2 separate regions of the Homo sapiens genome follow, and region 2 is linked to region 1. Evidence: chromatin loops called from intact Hi-C (ENCODE). Cell type or tissue: CD4-positive, alpha-beta T cell. All regions are shown on one strand.

Region 1 (8,000 bases):
AGATGTGGCAGAAACCTGCTGCTCCTAGGAATTCCCTTATTTGGCACCCAGTGGTTGGGATGGTACTGCACAAACAGTCCGCTTTCGCTCACTGCCAAGCTCACATTTCCCTTCACTTATTTCAAAACCTAGATATATGACTCCTTCTGAACAGATGTGTGCCTTTTTCTTGGATACTTTATATTTGGCCTTCCACAAAAGGTGGAGGAGTTTCTCAGTGCCCTGAAGGCAATCCACCTGAGTGGGGACCATAAATAGGAGGTTATCTATGAACTGCAGTCAGAAGCATTTGTCATTAGGTGGAATGAAAGCTCCTGAGATCTGATGCTAGCACTTCTCCAAAGATTGTAGGGGAGTTCTTAAACCCTCGTGGGAGCCTTGTCCAAGTATACTGTGTTTCTCCCCAATGAAATGCAAAGATAGGTCAGCTCACTGGCACCAGCTGGAGACAAAAGAATGCATCCTTTAGGTAGAAGAAAATAAACCAGGCTGCACTAGCTGGTATTTGTCCTAACAAGGTGTATGGGTTGGGCACTACTGGATAGATTGTCTCTGTGACCTGGTTTATGGCACGCAAATCCTGCACTGGCCCATATTCCCCAGATGGCTTTCATACTGGCAACAGAGGAGTGGTCCAAACTTATCTGCATTTAACTATGATTCTATTCTTGAAAAGCCAGTCTATATGCTTTTGAACACCTTGGATGGCTTATATGAAAATCAGTTACTGACAAACTCATACCAGGGTGGCTCCTGGTTTTAACTCTACTAAGACTGGTGCCTGATTTACAGCCAATCCAGGTGGATTGTTTTCCGCCCATACTCTAGGTATTTTGGTAACTAGCCCATACTTCTCAAGAGGTCCTAGCAGTCCTTGCTTAAGTGGTACTTGTGCATATAGCCTCCATTCCTCAGCTTTTGGCAGTGTGAGGGTTAACACCATAGCTTTTGGTTGACGTAAGTTTAAATACATATTTCCTTGTGGTGCAAAGGAAATGTGTGCCTGTAGTATTTGGAGCAAGTTTTTCCCTAGCAAAGAAACTTGACAATTTGTAAGGTATAGAAACTCATGGTGGACTTCTCATCCTCCAATAATGCAACCCCTTGACCAGCAAAAAGGCCTTTTTCTGAAACTCCAGATCCCCTGAAAATAGTGGTATAATTCTTAGATAGTAGCCCTATGGGTTGGGTAACTACTCAGTGTTTAGCTCTGGTATCTACCATAAAGTCCATCCATTGGTCCCCTCTCTCCACTGTGACCATAGGCTCCTGGTGGCCCAAAGAGATGGAGAAACAGTCTGTCTCAGTCCTCCACAGTCTCTGCCAGGCTGATCAAGTTGGCATCCGGTTTCAGAACACAATGACTTACAGCTGGTAGCTCTGGCCAAGCTCCCTGGTCACAGATATTGCCCTTATCCTTCTCTGGACATTCATCCTTCCAATGTGCTTTCTTTTTGCGTAATGCACACTAATCCCTCTCCAGCCTTCTCTGGCCTTCAAATCCGGGCCACTTTGACCTCTTCATAACCATGACCATGACCACATCCTTGTCCCCTTACAATGCTAGTTTCTATTTCAACAACGGCTGCCACCAGTAGCTCGGCCTTTTTCTTAATCATCTGCTTAGCCTCCTTCCTTTCCTCCTGATCGTGGTTAACACATACTTTGGTGGATACTTCTATTAGCTGGGTGGCATTCATGCCTGCAAAACCTTCAAGATCCCAAAGCTTTTGTTTAATGTCTGCCTGTGCCTGACTAACAAATGACATATTCACCATGCACTGATTCTCTCTGTAGCCTCGGGGTCAAATGGGCTATAGAGCTGGTATGCCTCACAGAGACTCTCATAGGACTGACTTGGGCTCTCATCAGCCTTTTTAAGGACCTCTGAAATTTTTCCTATGTTCATTGCCTTTTTCCCTTCAGCTTTTATCCCATTTAAGAGTGCTTCCTGATATCTCTGCAGGCAGAGCTGCTCTTTTGCCTCATTTGGGTTCCAATTTGGGTCTGTCTCTGAGAACTGTTCCTGGGCATACCACCAGACATCATGTGTGCCATCAGGTGCATTGTTCTCTATCCACTGGAGGGCCTCTTTGGACACCCTCTGATGCTCCTTTGTATTGAACCATGTCAGAAGGAGCTGCTGGCAGTCTGGCCAGGTAGAATTGCGAGTCAGAAAAATGGACCGCAACAGGTCTATTACAGACTGGGGCTTCTCTGTATAGGATGGAGTATGCTGTTCCCCATTTAGGTGGTCTGTGATGGAGAAAGGCTGGTAGACAAAAATTCACTGCCCACCCCGGACCCGGCCTTGTTCATAATAATACGTCTGTGCTCGAGTCTCATGGAAGAGCATTTGCAAGGCTTGGGTGCAGCCTGACCAGAAGTGGCTTGCTGTTTAATCCTGCCTTTCCTCTTTGGTTTTTATGGGCAGGGGCTCAGGATCCCCTCCATGGGGTTATGCTGCTTGAGACTCACTTTTCTCTGAGCCTGATTCCTCGAGGGCCATTTGCTTTCTGCCTTGTCTTAGCCCTGACAAGGATGGGTGTATTGGAGCATAAGAAGGAGGAAACTTTCTTTCCTTGGAAAGCGTTTGGAAGACTGTTTTTTCCTGACTACTCTGTTGCTTTTTCTTCTCCTCTGAGGCTCCTATTGAGATAGACTTCTCAACTTCCTTAGGTATAGCTCAGGCTACCAGAGACTTACAATAACTTGTCAAATAAGGTTGTATCCATTTGGGATGTGTTAGAACCATGTTCAACCAGGAATCAATATATGGGAACTGATCTAGATTCCCAGGCTGTTCTCCAACCCCTGTCACTTCCTTAAACACATGGCCAATTTCTTCCCTATCTATTGTGTCTTTGGCAGGCCACACAACATTAAAAGAAGGCCAGTCTAATTCACAGAGAGTTCTCAACCTTTGGGGGGTCAGTTTTACCCCATAATCTCCTCCAAAGCGTTTCCCAGAATTATTTAACATGCACTCCAATGGAGAAGCTTTTGATGATTTTCCTCCCATTCCTCCTTTTATGACACACACTCACTCTACCTTTTGTTACAGACTGATCAGACTGGTTCCTATTACGGGAATTTCATGCACTGCTTAGCTAGGACAGTATCGTATTCCCACTGCAGCTGCTGCAGCTGTAGGGCAGCTCCTGTCAGCCTTATACAGATCGCTCTAGATCTGGTCAGCCACACACTGGCTCCAGAGCCCACAGTCCACATTAAGAGATCTGTGCCTTCACCTGTCATGCCCCATGTTGGCCCTTCCCAGAACTGTCTCTTTAATGTGCTTTCACATGCCTCTTCACTCCCAGTTCACGTTTTTTAATTAGGGTGGCAACTCATTCTTGCTACGTCTAGTTTCAGTTTTTATTTTCCTAAACTGACTTAGTGAGCCTCTTTCATGTGCTGTGACAGTTAGGTTGTAAGTTTCATCCAAACTGGCAGGTCACTCCCACTTTCCTCAGCCCCTCTGTGTTAGACGAGTAGTCACACCCTGGGAAGTGATTAGGCCCCCGTTTCATCCTTATGGGATGGGTCTTGACTTGGGGCTTCAGGCCTTACCACGTTTTTGAAGAATGCACGCAGCTCCTGGAATTGTCCTGTAGCCCCTTTGCCAGTTCCATTGTGCTGTTAGGGAAGGGCACCGGGATGCAGGAGAGCTGGTCTCCTCTCCAGTCTGAAGTTCTCCTGTCAGTGCCTAGGATTTCAGGTATCCCCTGCTCTTGGGCTCCAGTCCTATGGGCAAAGGAGACAGAACATTTGCCATCTCCAATCCTGGATGAGCCCCTAGAAAATGTTACAGGAAATCAGAGACTGGAGAGACTGATGGGGTCAAAGGACGATTTATTATTTAAGGTATACACTGGCTCAGTGGACTAGTGTCCAGAAAGTCTGAGCACCAAACAAACAAGGCAAGTATCTTTTATGCAGTTTTTGTTTTTTGACGCAGAGTCTCACTCTGTCACCCTGGCTGGGGTGCAGTGGTGTGATCTCAGCTCACTGCAAGTTCCACCTCCCGGGTTCACACCATTCTCCTGCCTCAGCCTCCTGAGTGGCTGGGACTACAGGTGCCTGCCACCATGCCTGGCTAAGTTTTTGTATTTTTAGTAGAGACGGGGTTTCACCTTGTTAGCCAGGATGGTCTTGATCTCCTGACCTCGTGATCTGCCTGCCTCGGCCTCTCAAAGTGCTGGGATTATAGGCATGAGCCACTGCTCCCGGCCTTTTATGCATCTTAAGGCAGGCAGTACATGAGGCAGGAAGCAGGCTTACAGAAGCGAGAACAAAAGCAGTTAATCATCTGTGACACGTCTTACATCTTTGATAAAACATGTTTTACAGCTAGTGGTTATCTATCTTGTGACCTTTCAGCTGTTCAGCAGTAAAACAGAAACTTAGAGAACTTACAAAATATGCAGAGGGTAGATATGGTTAATATTTCACAGAGAAGTAGTTAGTATTCTTTCTTAACTCGTACTTTGGAAGGGGGCTATTTGAGGCCTATTCCATCCTAACTCTAACAACAATTTTTAAGCAAGCTTTAATTTTCTTTTAATTTTCTACTTCACATTCCTTTTCTTTTCTCTAACCTTGTCTTCATGTTTTATTTCAGTAAGCTCTTCTTCAACCTCTAATATCCTTTCTTCCACCTGATTAATCTGGATATTGATACTTGTGTATGCTTCACAAAGGTTTTAGCACTGTTTTTCAGCTCCTTCAGGTCATTTATATTCTTCTCTAAACTGGGTATTCTAGTTAGCAATTTCTGTCACCTTTTATAAAGGTTCTTAGCTTTCTTGCATTGGGTTAGCACATGTTCCTTTAATTCAGAGGAGTTTTTTATTACCCACCTTCTGAAGTCTACTTCTATCAACTCATGAAACTCATTCCCCATCCAGTTTTCTGCCCTTGCTGGAGAGGAATTTCAATCATTTGGAGAAGATGAGGTATTCTGGTTCCTTAAATTTTCAGCATGTTTTTTGTTTTTTTTTTCTTATCTTCATGGATTTATCTGCCTTTGCTCTTTGAGGCTGATGATCTTTGGACAGGTTTTTTTAGTGGGGGTCCTTTTGTTGATGGTGATATTGTTTCTTTCTGTTTGTTTTTTTCTAACGGTCAGGTCCCTCTTCTGCAGGTCTGCTGCAGTTTGCGGGAGGTCCACTCCAGACCCTGTTTGCCTGGGTGTCACCAGTGGAGGCTGCAGAACAGAAAGGATTGCCACCTGCTCCTTCCTCTGGAAGCTTCATCCCAGAGGGACACTGGCCTGATGCCAGCCACAGCTCTCCTGTACAAGGTGTCTGTCTACTCCTGTTTGGTGGTATCTCCCAGTTAGGAGTCATGGGTGTCAGGGACCTACTTGAGCAGGTAGTCTGTCCCTTAGCAGAGCTGGAGCACTGTGCTGGGAGAATCCTTCTTGACAGATGCTGCTCTCTTCAGAGATGGCAGGCAAGAATATTTAAGTATGCTGTTGCTGGGCACATAGCCAGCCCTTTCCCCATGTGCTCTTTTTCCACGGAGATGGGAGTTTGTCTATAATCCCTTGAATGGGGCTACTGCCTTTCTTTCAGAGATGCCCTCCCTAGTGAGGAGGAATCTAGAGAGTCAGTCTGGCCACAGCCGCTTTGACATGCTTTGGTGAATTCTGCCCAGTATGAACTTCCTAGCCTCCTTAGCACTGTCAGGGGAAAACTGTCTACTCCATCCTCAGTAATGGTGGATGCCTCTTCCCCAACCAAGCCTGATCATCCCAGGTTGACTTCATGCTGCTCTGTTGGCAGCAAGAATTTCAAGCCAGTGGTTCTTAGGGTGCTGACTCCATGGGAGTGGGACCCACTGAGCAAGACCACTTGGCTCTCTGGCTTTAGCCCTCTTTCCAGGGGAGTAAATGGTTCTCTCACTGGGGTTCCAGGTTCCACTGGGAAAAACAAACAGACAGACAAACAAACAGCAACAACAAAAACAAAAAAGCTGAAGCTAGCTTGGTGTCTACAGCCACCCAGTTTTATGCTTGAAACCGAGGGCCCTGGTGGTGTAAGCACACAAGGGAATTTTCTGCTCTCTAGATTGAAGATCCCATGGGAAAACTGTAGTATCTGGGCCAGGTAGCACAGTGTTTCATGGCTTCCTTGGTAGGGCAGAGATTGGTTCCTGGCTTCTTGTACTTCTCTGGTGAGATAATGCCCTCTCTTGCTTTCTGCTCACTGTCCATAGGCTTCGCCCACTGCCTAAACATTCCCAATGAGATTAACTGGGTACCTCCTTTGTAAATGTAGAGATTATCCATTCACTTTCTGCATTGGTCTCAATGGAAGCAGCAAACTGGAGCTGTTCCTATGTGGCCATCTTGTCAGATCTCCCTGTAATTCTTGTCTTATTAAATTGTCTTAACAGAATTATCCACTGACAATGTCAATGTATCAGAAATATATGAGTTTATTTATTTGTTAATTTTTCATTCAACTACATATTTCTTTGTGTACACACTTTGAGTAGTTCTTCATTTAAATAATTGTAGTTATTTAGTAATACTTAGTAATATTAGCAGTAAAGAAATATGAACAAGAGTTTCTTTTCTTCTCAACAATTTTGGCTAACCAGACATCAATATAAATTTTATAAGATAATTTTTTAGTTCTGCAATGGAGAAACAAATTAGAGATTGACAGATTTATATAAAATTTAAAATAAAAATTTTCAATTCTGCACAGAAAAGTACAGCAATATGCTAGAAAAATATTAAGTTTGCAAATAAATTTGAAAAAAGATTTGCACTTTAAACATGTTAAATCTTAGAATTTGGGATCCAAATACATTGTTCTACATTTAGTTCTTTTTTATACTTCATATAATATTTTGTACTTTTAGTATACAATTATCACAACATGTATACATTTTTAATATTGATTTTATTATTTTTGTGTTATTCTAAATAAAATTATCTCTATAGTTTTGTTTCCATATTGTAGATTACTAGAGTTTAGAAACATTTCATTTAGGTGTTGATTTTTAATACTTGTATCTATGCATTAAAATATGCAAAATTTATATGAACGTAATTTATATTACTTTTTACATTTTTTTCTAATGACTTAGGCTAGAAGTTCCAAGGCAAAGTTAAGTGAAAGTAAAAAAAACAACGCATCCTCATTCCACATCTTATTTAAAAGTAAGCTTCCACTTAGCACTACTGAAGAAAAGAATACCTGTGAATTATAGTGCTCTCTATGAGAGAGGAAATTTTCCTTTCATTTCTAGTTTATTTACTTTTAATAATAAATGTTATATTTTTTGAAAATGTTTGTTGTATAAGCTATGATTATACTGTTCCTTATTATATTCTTATTCTGCATTGCATTTATTGGTTTTATAACTAATTTGTTATAAATTATTTAGGTACGTGACTCTTTTGGAAGGTATGTAAGCCTTGAGGTGTTGATGGATTTTAATTGTTAAGCATCCAATGTGATTCTTTATTGACAAAATGTATCTGGGTATGCATTTATTAACTCTGCATTTTATATGTTATTTATTTATTTAATTTTTGCTAAGTTCAGAGAATAGAGTATACATGCAGGTGTGTTACATGGGTATGTTGTGTACTATTGAGTTTTGGCCTTTAGTGTGCCCATCACTCAATTACTAAATGTTGTTTTGAATACTTTTTAACTCCCACTTTCCTTCTGTACTCTCCTTTTTTGATGTCTCTAGTGTTTATTATATCCCTCTATATGGCCATGTGTACTCATCGTTCACCTTCCACTTACATGTAAAAACATATGGTAAGTGATTTTCTGATTTTGAGTTATTTTACTAAAGATAATTGTTTTTAGCTCTGTGGATGTGATTGCAAAAACTGTAACATTATTGTAAATATTTATGGTTATGCAGTATTAAATCATGTATAGACACCACATTTTCATATTTTCAATTCAATCATACTTTGATGGAAACTTGGGTTAATTCCATGACCTTACTATATATATATATAT
Region 2 (8,000 bases), 110 kb before region 1:
TAACAATGCATCTCATGTGAACATATTAGTGTGGGAAGGGTGCCAAACTATTTACCAGAGATTCACCCCCATGACCCAAACCCCTCCCACAAGACCCCACCTCCAATATTAGAGATCCCATTTCAACATGAGGTTTGTAGGGGAAACGTATTCAAACTATATTACTAGGGATGATTGATTAAGCCATTGGCCATTGGTGGTCAAACTGACCTTCAGCCCTTGTCTCCTTGCTGCAGGTTAGGGTGTGGGGCTGAATGTTTCCACCCTCTAAGCATGCTTTGGTCTTTCTTGTGATGAGCCCAATTCTAAAGCTATCAGTGTTCATTAGCTGACATAAAAAAAGAAAGCACTTTGCAGCACATTGGAAATCCCAAGGATTAAGGTATCATATGCCAGGAAATAGAGGGGAAGATCAAATATATATTTCATGATATATATTTCACAATATATATTTCACACCTTTCCACCATCCCACCACCCACTTCAACACTTCTGATATGGTTTGGTGATGTCCCCAACCAAATCTCATCTCAAATTCCCATGTGTGAAAGGTACCTGGTGGGAGGTTACTGAACCATGTGGGAAGGTGTTTCTCATGCCGTTCTCATGATAGTGAATAAGTCTCATGAGATCTAATGGTTGGATAAGGGGGAGTTTCCCTACACAAGCTCTCTTTTTTGCCTGCCACCATTCACATAAGATGTGACTTGCTCCTCCTTGCCTTCTGCTGTGATTTTGAGGCCTCCCCAGCCATGTGTAACTGTAAATGCATTTAACCTCTTTATTTCGTAAATTACCCAGTCTCGGGTATCTCTTTATTGGCAGCATAAAAATGAACTAATACACCCACCATGTTAAAACTTGGATCCCTTACATGAAATGAACATACAACTCAAAAGATATGGCCACATGACTACAGTCACATTTCACCATTGATAATTAGTTCGATCCATCATATTGTAGTAATGTCTCCTAGGATGAGTTCATTCAGGTTTCAGGCTTCCTTTCAATCTTGTCAGGTTCTAAAGCAAGAGTGATGTTGGGAAACACACAACTTTACTCTTGCAGGCATCTGGTGTAAATGAGCTAAGACTCATTATCTCTTGCTCTGAAATTCTTTTGAGGTGATGGTAAATTTTCCTCAGTTTAGAATCCTGTTCTAGTTTAGATTGTAGGCAGCTATACCAATCCAGCAAGTAGCTTCTCCTCAGTCCACTCTCATTCAGATACACTCCCATTCAGATAAAGTTATCTACATAAAAATAGAAATGAATAGGGTTTTTTTTTCCACCAGAAAATACAACTGCATTTACTATTAGACCCACTTTTCCTGAATAGAGTGAAGACACAACCCACCCCCAATAGGCCCTTAGGAATTCTGAAGTAACATTTGAATATATAGTTATGGTTTCTTGTTTGGATATTATTTATGCTTTCTGCACTTGCCATTGCAGCCTTGATCCTAAGACTACTGCATCAGGCAGGGGAGAAAGAAAATTTGAAGTGATTTGGGGAATAAAGAAAAAATAATAGTTACACCAGTGTGCTTCTTCCTTGCCAAGAATTTCATGGTCATATCAGGGTCCTCCAGTTACAGTAAGTAGGTAGTCAGGCATGAACAGGGCAGAAGAGACCCCCATCTCTGTCAGGTGACCATCAGGTGATGGTCAGGCAGTTGCTAAACTGTCTCTCTATAATAAAAGTTGCTCATTACCAGTGTCAGAGCAAGGTCGGTTCCCAAAATATAAAAACATCTAAAACTTGTGATTAATAGCTTCTAAGTAAGATATCAGGAGTTGGGTCACTGTGCCCAAGCATGTGCAGTAAGAGGCAAAATAGCAGAACGTAACTGGTGTATGACCTTCTAGGAACCCTTGACTGGTAAGGAAAGAATGTACCACATTCACACAACTTCAGTAAACAAACTGAGAATGTGTCCCCTCCCAAGTGCTAGCAGGGCACTTCACATGCAGACAGCTTGCTACAAAGGAAGAATAAGGAGAGAAAGTATGCAAGACCTCAGAATTATACCAACATATATGACTGCAAGTCAGAGGTTAAACCTGGTACTTGATTCAAGATGACTTAAGAGCAAGTCATCTGGTTGGCCCTTTCCAAGCTACTTTACTCTCTTTCTTTCCTGATCGAAAACCTTTTTAATACACTTTCACTTCTGCACTAGAACTTGCCTCAGTCTATTTCCCTGCCTTATGTGCCTCAGACAAATACTTTTTTTCTGATGAGGCAAGAACTGAAGTTGCTGTAGACCCATATGGTTTCAATGCCGCACTGGATTCAGTGCTGCTAACAACCCTGTCACCCACTTATCCCCAGATCGATCTGGAAAATAGAAAACTCTAGTGAAGACACATTGTTTATTCCATGCATGTTAAGTCAGAGCACACTTAGGAAGACATGGAAGCCAGTCCTTTATGCTTTCATCTCCACCCATTTTAGACAATCAGTGTTTTAATTGCCTATTTTACAATAGTTTTAATCACACCATTACTCTGGGGAGGATACCTCTCTGCCTATTGTTGGATATTATGGGCTGTACAGAATGTTTTTTGATCTAAAGAAATGACAGTCAGCCATCCAAATCCATGCAATATCTTCTGTTCTATTTATTGTGTGGCACTCTGAGAATTAGCATCTTCCCCCATGTAATGGAAGCCCACTCCAGACTCAGTGTCTACTCCTCTATTCTCTGTCCCCTTTGAGAATACCAGTCTTGGTATTGCTTGCCAGACATGTACAGGGCTTTCTCACCAGAAACTCTGCTCCAGAGCCATCTGCAGTATATGTCTTGCTGGCTGACAAGCATAGCGGTTCTTACTGGCCTTAATGGCCTGAGACAATGTAAGAGGACTTATCTAGATTTGGCCCATATCTGCACTGCTGCAGAAACCCCATATACATCCATTTCATGGCTGCAAGTGACCACCTCAAGGGAACACATGGGGATATCTACTTATCAATTCTAGTCACATTCTGGAAGGGGGCTTTTTCTGGGTGTATCCATCTGTCTTACTTTTTGAGTATGGAAGGGGGCACTTTGTGTGGGCATCCACTTGTCTTACTTTTATGCACCCCTGAAGTTTCTATAGTAATTTCTACATGGCCATGCCCCATACTGGCATTGTTTTAATTGGCCAATTAAATTGGTCATTGTCCTTCTGCCTGACCATGTGACCAAGCAGGGCATTGGCTAGCCATTACCCATGAGTTAGTTAGTGAAAACTCAAAACAGAGTTAATTCTTTCATTATTGTGGGAAAACAGCATGCAGTTCAGCTCCCTGAGCCACCTTGTTTTCTTCTTTTTTTTTTCTAATCAAAGTAGAAGACTCCATACATGTTGCTCATTCACCTTGTAACTGTCATCCACAAACCCAGCAGCTCTTTGTTGGTCAATTGATAGCTCTTTGTCAGGCTCTGTAGAATCCAGCAGCTCCTCACTGTTCTAGAGTCAGGTGTAGGGTAAAACAGGCTCTCTGCTCATGAGTATCTCCTCCTTGCAGTCCACCAGTAGAATCATCCTTTATAACAGATTTGCACTTTTTCATGTATTTCATATCTTTTGGGTATTGCTTCCCTTATTAGAGCGTTTCCTAGGAACCAGCTCAGATGTCAAGATCAAGTGTCAAAATTACTTCATGTCCTCCATCATAGAGGTAGCTTTAGTCACTGTCCCAGAGCAAGGTCGTAGTACATGCCCCTTAAATAAACTAACTTTGTTTCTTTCTTTCTCTCTCTCTTTCCGTTTCTTTCTTTCTTCTTTCTTCTGTTTATAAAATTTTTGTTTTTCTTTATTTCTTCTAAAAATAACCTGTGCAGAAATTACAGGTTTTTTACGTAGGTATATGTGTGCCACGGTGGTTTTTCCTGCACTTATTGACCCATCCTCAAAGTTCCCTCCCCTCAGCCCCACCCCCAACAGGACCTGGTGTAAGACTGACATGAATGTTCTTCACCCTTTATTTCTGATTTTAGTAATTTGACTCTCTTTTTTTTTTCTTCATCGGTCTGGCTTTTCTTAAAGAACACATTTTTCTTTGTTTCTATGATTTTTCTGTCTTTTTGACTGCATGAGATGCTGCTCCAGTAAATCAAACTCTGTTTTAATATTTAAGTGATGCCAAAAAAGTACAATCAGAGCAGAAGTGCACAGCTTTTTGGCCCCAAAGCTCATCAGGAGATTTAAGATTTCAGCCCCACTGAAACTGAGTTTGAGAGTTATTAGACACTCTAGAATGTAGCAGTTTCTCACAATTCATCCTAGGACAGAGGATCTCTGCCTGTTAGGTAGCAATATTTTATGTTAACCATTTTTATTTTATGATGGAACTCTTTTGGGAAACATTATTTCCATTAGCATATGGGTAGCTTCAGTTAATATTTCATAGAAAGGCAGTAAATGCCCCAGCAAATAGAAATTCTCTAGTTCAGTCATTGTCATTGAAAGGTACTCATAGTTTCTTACTTCAGCCACGATAAAAGCTCCACATAAAGGGACACACACTGGAGGATTTGTCCCAACTAACACTTAAGTGTTTACTTTATATTTTGTGGGCATAGGCAATTTACTAGTTTCCATTTAGTATGTCCAATTAACATTTCCTAAGAGAACATATTTATATGTCTTCAGTTTATAGTACTAGACAGATGAATTATGCCCCAGTTAGCTATAGTACCCACTTCCTTGTTTTGTTTTGTTTTTAACATGAAGTCTCACTCTGTCACCAGGCTGGAGTGCAGTGGTGCCACCTCTGCCTCCCGGGTTCAAGCAATTCTCCTGCCTCAGCCTCCCGAGTAGCTGGGACCACTAATTTTTGTATTTTTAGTAGAGACGGAGTTTTACCTTGTTGGCAAAGTTGGTCTTGACCTCTTGACCTCATGATCCACCCCCTTCAGACTCCCAAAGTGCTGGGATTACAAGTGTGAGCCACCACAGCTGGCGATATAGTACCCATTTTCATAAGACTGTTAGGTAAAAGGGTTACAAATACCTTACATAAAGCTTGTTTACATATGTTAAGTTTTGTAATTATATTAACCTATATGTTACTATATTCTGGTCTTAGGAACTTCCCCCCAACTTTTTTTTTCTTTACTCCCGAGATCTTTTTAACTCTTCAGGTGAAAAAGATTTGGGTTCCCATCAGGAAGTTGCATCTGTATGACCTGTTAGGGATAGCAAATTTGATAAGGCTTTTTAAAAAGTCCTTTGATTCTGTGGGAGAGACACCCATGTAAAAAGAGGCTCATTTAGCCCAGAAATTTACCATGAACTTGTTAATAAGCATATTTGGTGGGAGGATATCTCAGCCATCATAAAGCCAGTCTAACATGACTTGCATATTTAGCATGTTAACTGCTTCATTTGGGGAGCTTCAATAGGTATTGAGGGATAAGAAAAAAAGAACCATTTTGGAAAAACTCAGGCTGCACCTGCACACAGATAAGCAATTTGTATAATTAGTGAAATCCTAGGGAAAAAAAAAAGGTATCTCCCTTTCAGGCATATATGTGGTGGAAATATGCACAGGGCTGAGGATGGCTTATCAAAAACAACCCACTTTATACAAGGAAAATAAGTGGCACTGTGTGCTTGCCTGGAGGCATACCCACAGCTACATAAGATAAGGGGAGTTGCACACACAGGTTTACTGATAAGAGAAGTTACTCAAACTGCTACAGACATGAGAGGAGTTTCTTATAAAAGCTTTCGAATTCAGATGTAACCCAGCAATGCACTCAGACTCCTCTCTGCTGTGGAGAGCTTTTTTTTTTTTTTTTCATATTAAACTTTCACTCCAACTTTATCTTTGTGTTTACAATTCTTAATTTTTTTGTCTTGGATAAAGAACAAAAAACCTGGAGTACTTCTTCAGACAACAAGAAACTTCCAAATTAAGGTGCATTGGCAAGAATGCAACATATTTTGATCCATTGGCTTGGAAGGAGGGAATTCATCAGAAGGGTGAGTAAGAGCCGACTTTTACCTTTAACTATTTACATTCATCTATGAGTCTTCTCATCTATTCCAATCTAGTTTCCTTTCACAGAGGACCTAAGCCAACATGTGGGATTGGAAGAAGGTCCTAGGAAAATTCAAGATTTCTGGCTGGGACTAACCCTCAGTGTTATCTGAAGGTCCTCAGTGTTATCTGAAGACTACTCCAATCCTTGACAGCCCACCAGTGTGTCAGCACAAGGACCTTCCCTCTTACATTTTCCTTCTTTTCTCCCATGGCTATTATGTCACCTATCTCTTCATTGTATACAATGTTGCAGGTGTTTTTTCAGCCTAGAGATATAATCTTGCTTGGTAGAGTAAGTTGGTGTCTTTTTTTGTAACCAGGAATGTAACTTCAAGAAACTGTGTTTTTGTGATTTCCTCGAGACAGAGGAGTTCAAGATTTCTGTCTAAGTATTCACTTAGTAAGGTCTCTTCTACCCCTCAATAATAGACATTCATGACACTATATGGTCAAATATTTCACCCCAAGTGAATATCCTCTTTTCTCTCCATTTGGATTGTTTCTTCCCTCTACATTTGGGTTGGTTTTTCCCTCCCCATTTGGGTTGGTTTTTCCCTCCATGTAAAATCCCAGCATTGCCCAATAAATTTAAACAATTCTTTATGAAACAAGTTAATTTTCTTGTGCTGGGAGGAATATTATAGGAACAGCCAATTAAACTGAAACCTCTTTTTCTAACTTCTGCCTGAAAGGATGGAGTCACAGTTTTTACCTAATATTTCAGACCCTACAGCACTACGTAGGGGAATGGGATTTATTTTTCCCCACTGGGAGCCTTGTTGGCCCTTTGTCTAAAAACTCTGGTTATCTCCCTTTTATATCCCTCTATTAGAGACTAGGCTTCATGCCCCATTTGAAAACAGCAAAGCTCCAGCTTTAACAGTAAGAGGACGGCCATTCCATTTATATGTTCTTTTAAGGCACCTGTTCTACATTCAGCTACATTGGCATTTACACCAGAAATGGGTTTTATGTTTGAAAGTGAATCAGTCTCATTCTTTGGGGTTTCAATGTTTCACTAGGGCCATAGCAAGGGAAACCAAAGATAATACTAAAACACTTCCTCCATTAAGGAGGGAAGTCCAGCAGATGCCCAGATGCAACTGTCACATAGTCTTTCCTGAGACCCATCCATCAAGGAGTGACCCAGACCCAAGTCTACGAGGTCAAAGAATAATCACCATCAGAGGACTAAAGCCACTTGGGTGAGCATGGCTTGCCCCATTGCTTAGCTCCTCTGCTACCATCATTTGAAGGTCACACTTGAAACCACTGGTGGCATATTCAACACAATGCTGGGACCCAGGAGCCAAGGAGAAATAACAGTCTGTGGGACACTCCTACTGTCTTCTTCTCCTCCCTGGGTCACACTGAAAAAAAGCAGGAGACAGAGGGATGCCTCTTTTCTTGTCTATTTTTCTAGAGAGGTGACAGTCCAACTTTAATCTGCACCCCTCTGAGTGCACTCTGAAACTTTTAGAACTACTTTGACCCGATGACTTTGAAGAAAAAGGTGACCATTTTCTTTTGCACGAGAGCATGACATTTTTTACTAAACCTTCACAAGCATTATGAGATCAACCCAGCTTTTTTAACAGTCATGGCAGGTAGTCCCATGGAGAATAATTCCGCAGAGTTAGAAAAGCAATTTCTAAAGAAACCATCTCAGAATGCCCCTTATTAATCACCACCTCAAGTTTTCTTTTCATTGCAGGAACTTACACAAATAAAGGGGGAACTAGGTAGGTTCTCTGATGACCCTAATAAACATAGAGAGGTTTTCCAAAATTTGACCCAAATGTTTCATGTTACATGGAGAGATGCTATGCTACATTTAAGCCAAAACCCTAACTGTTACAGAAAAGCAGGCAGTCTTGCAGGCAGCAGAAACATTTGGAGATAAACAGCGTAACTCCTATAGCCAGTCTAAAAATCTTGAAAGGAAAAAATCTAAGGGA

Evidence for each region. A loop is a pair of places that touch in the nucleus more often than their neighbours do. Peaks named below come from ENCODE experiments on the same cell type or tissue, not always from the same donor. Only the 100,000 strongest peaks of a DNase experiment are listed, where the experiment ranks them.
Region 2: it touches region 1 in a loop (5-fold over the local background); 2 of 110 quality-filtered maps call a loop at or near these places.

The regions. Positions count from the first base shown.
Region 1 is chrY:21,245,404-21,253,403 of GRCh38, forward strand. It overlaps LOC107987346 (a long non-coding RNA gene), which reads left to right. Exons shown (of 4, transcript XR_007068467.1): 3 at 5,147-5,305; 4 at 7,720-7,971. LOC107987347 (a long non-coding RNA gene) reads right to left here. Exons shown (of 3, transcript XR_001756079.2): 3 at 2,662-3,747. Among named protein-coding and RNA genes, the nearest start is that of PRORY, 200 kb to the right of the region's middle. In CD4-positive, alpha-beta T cell, no CTCF peak of the experiment used is centred here; a DNase peak (open chromatin) is centred at 4,308; H3K4me3 peaks cover 2,139 bases; H3K27ac peaks cover 3,426 bases.
Region 2 is chrY:21,132,888-21,140,887 of GRCh38, forward strand. It overlaps LOC105377225 (a long non-coding RNA gene), which reads left to right and starts at 5,746. Exons shown (of 7, transcript XR_007068465.1): 1 at 5,746-5,981. In CD4-positive, alpha-beta T cell, no CTCF peak of the experiment used is centred here; no DNase peak of the experiment used is centred here; H3K4me3 peaks cover 3,031 bases.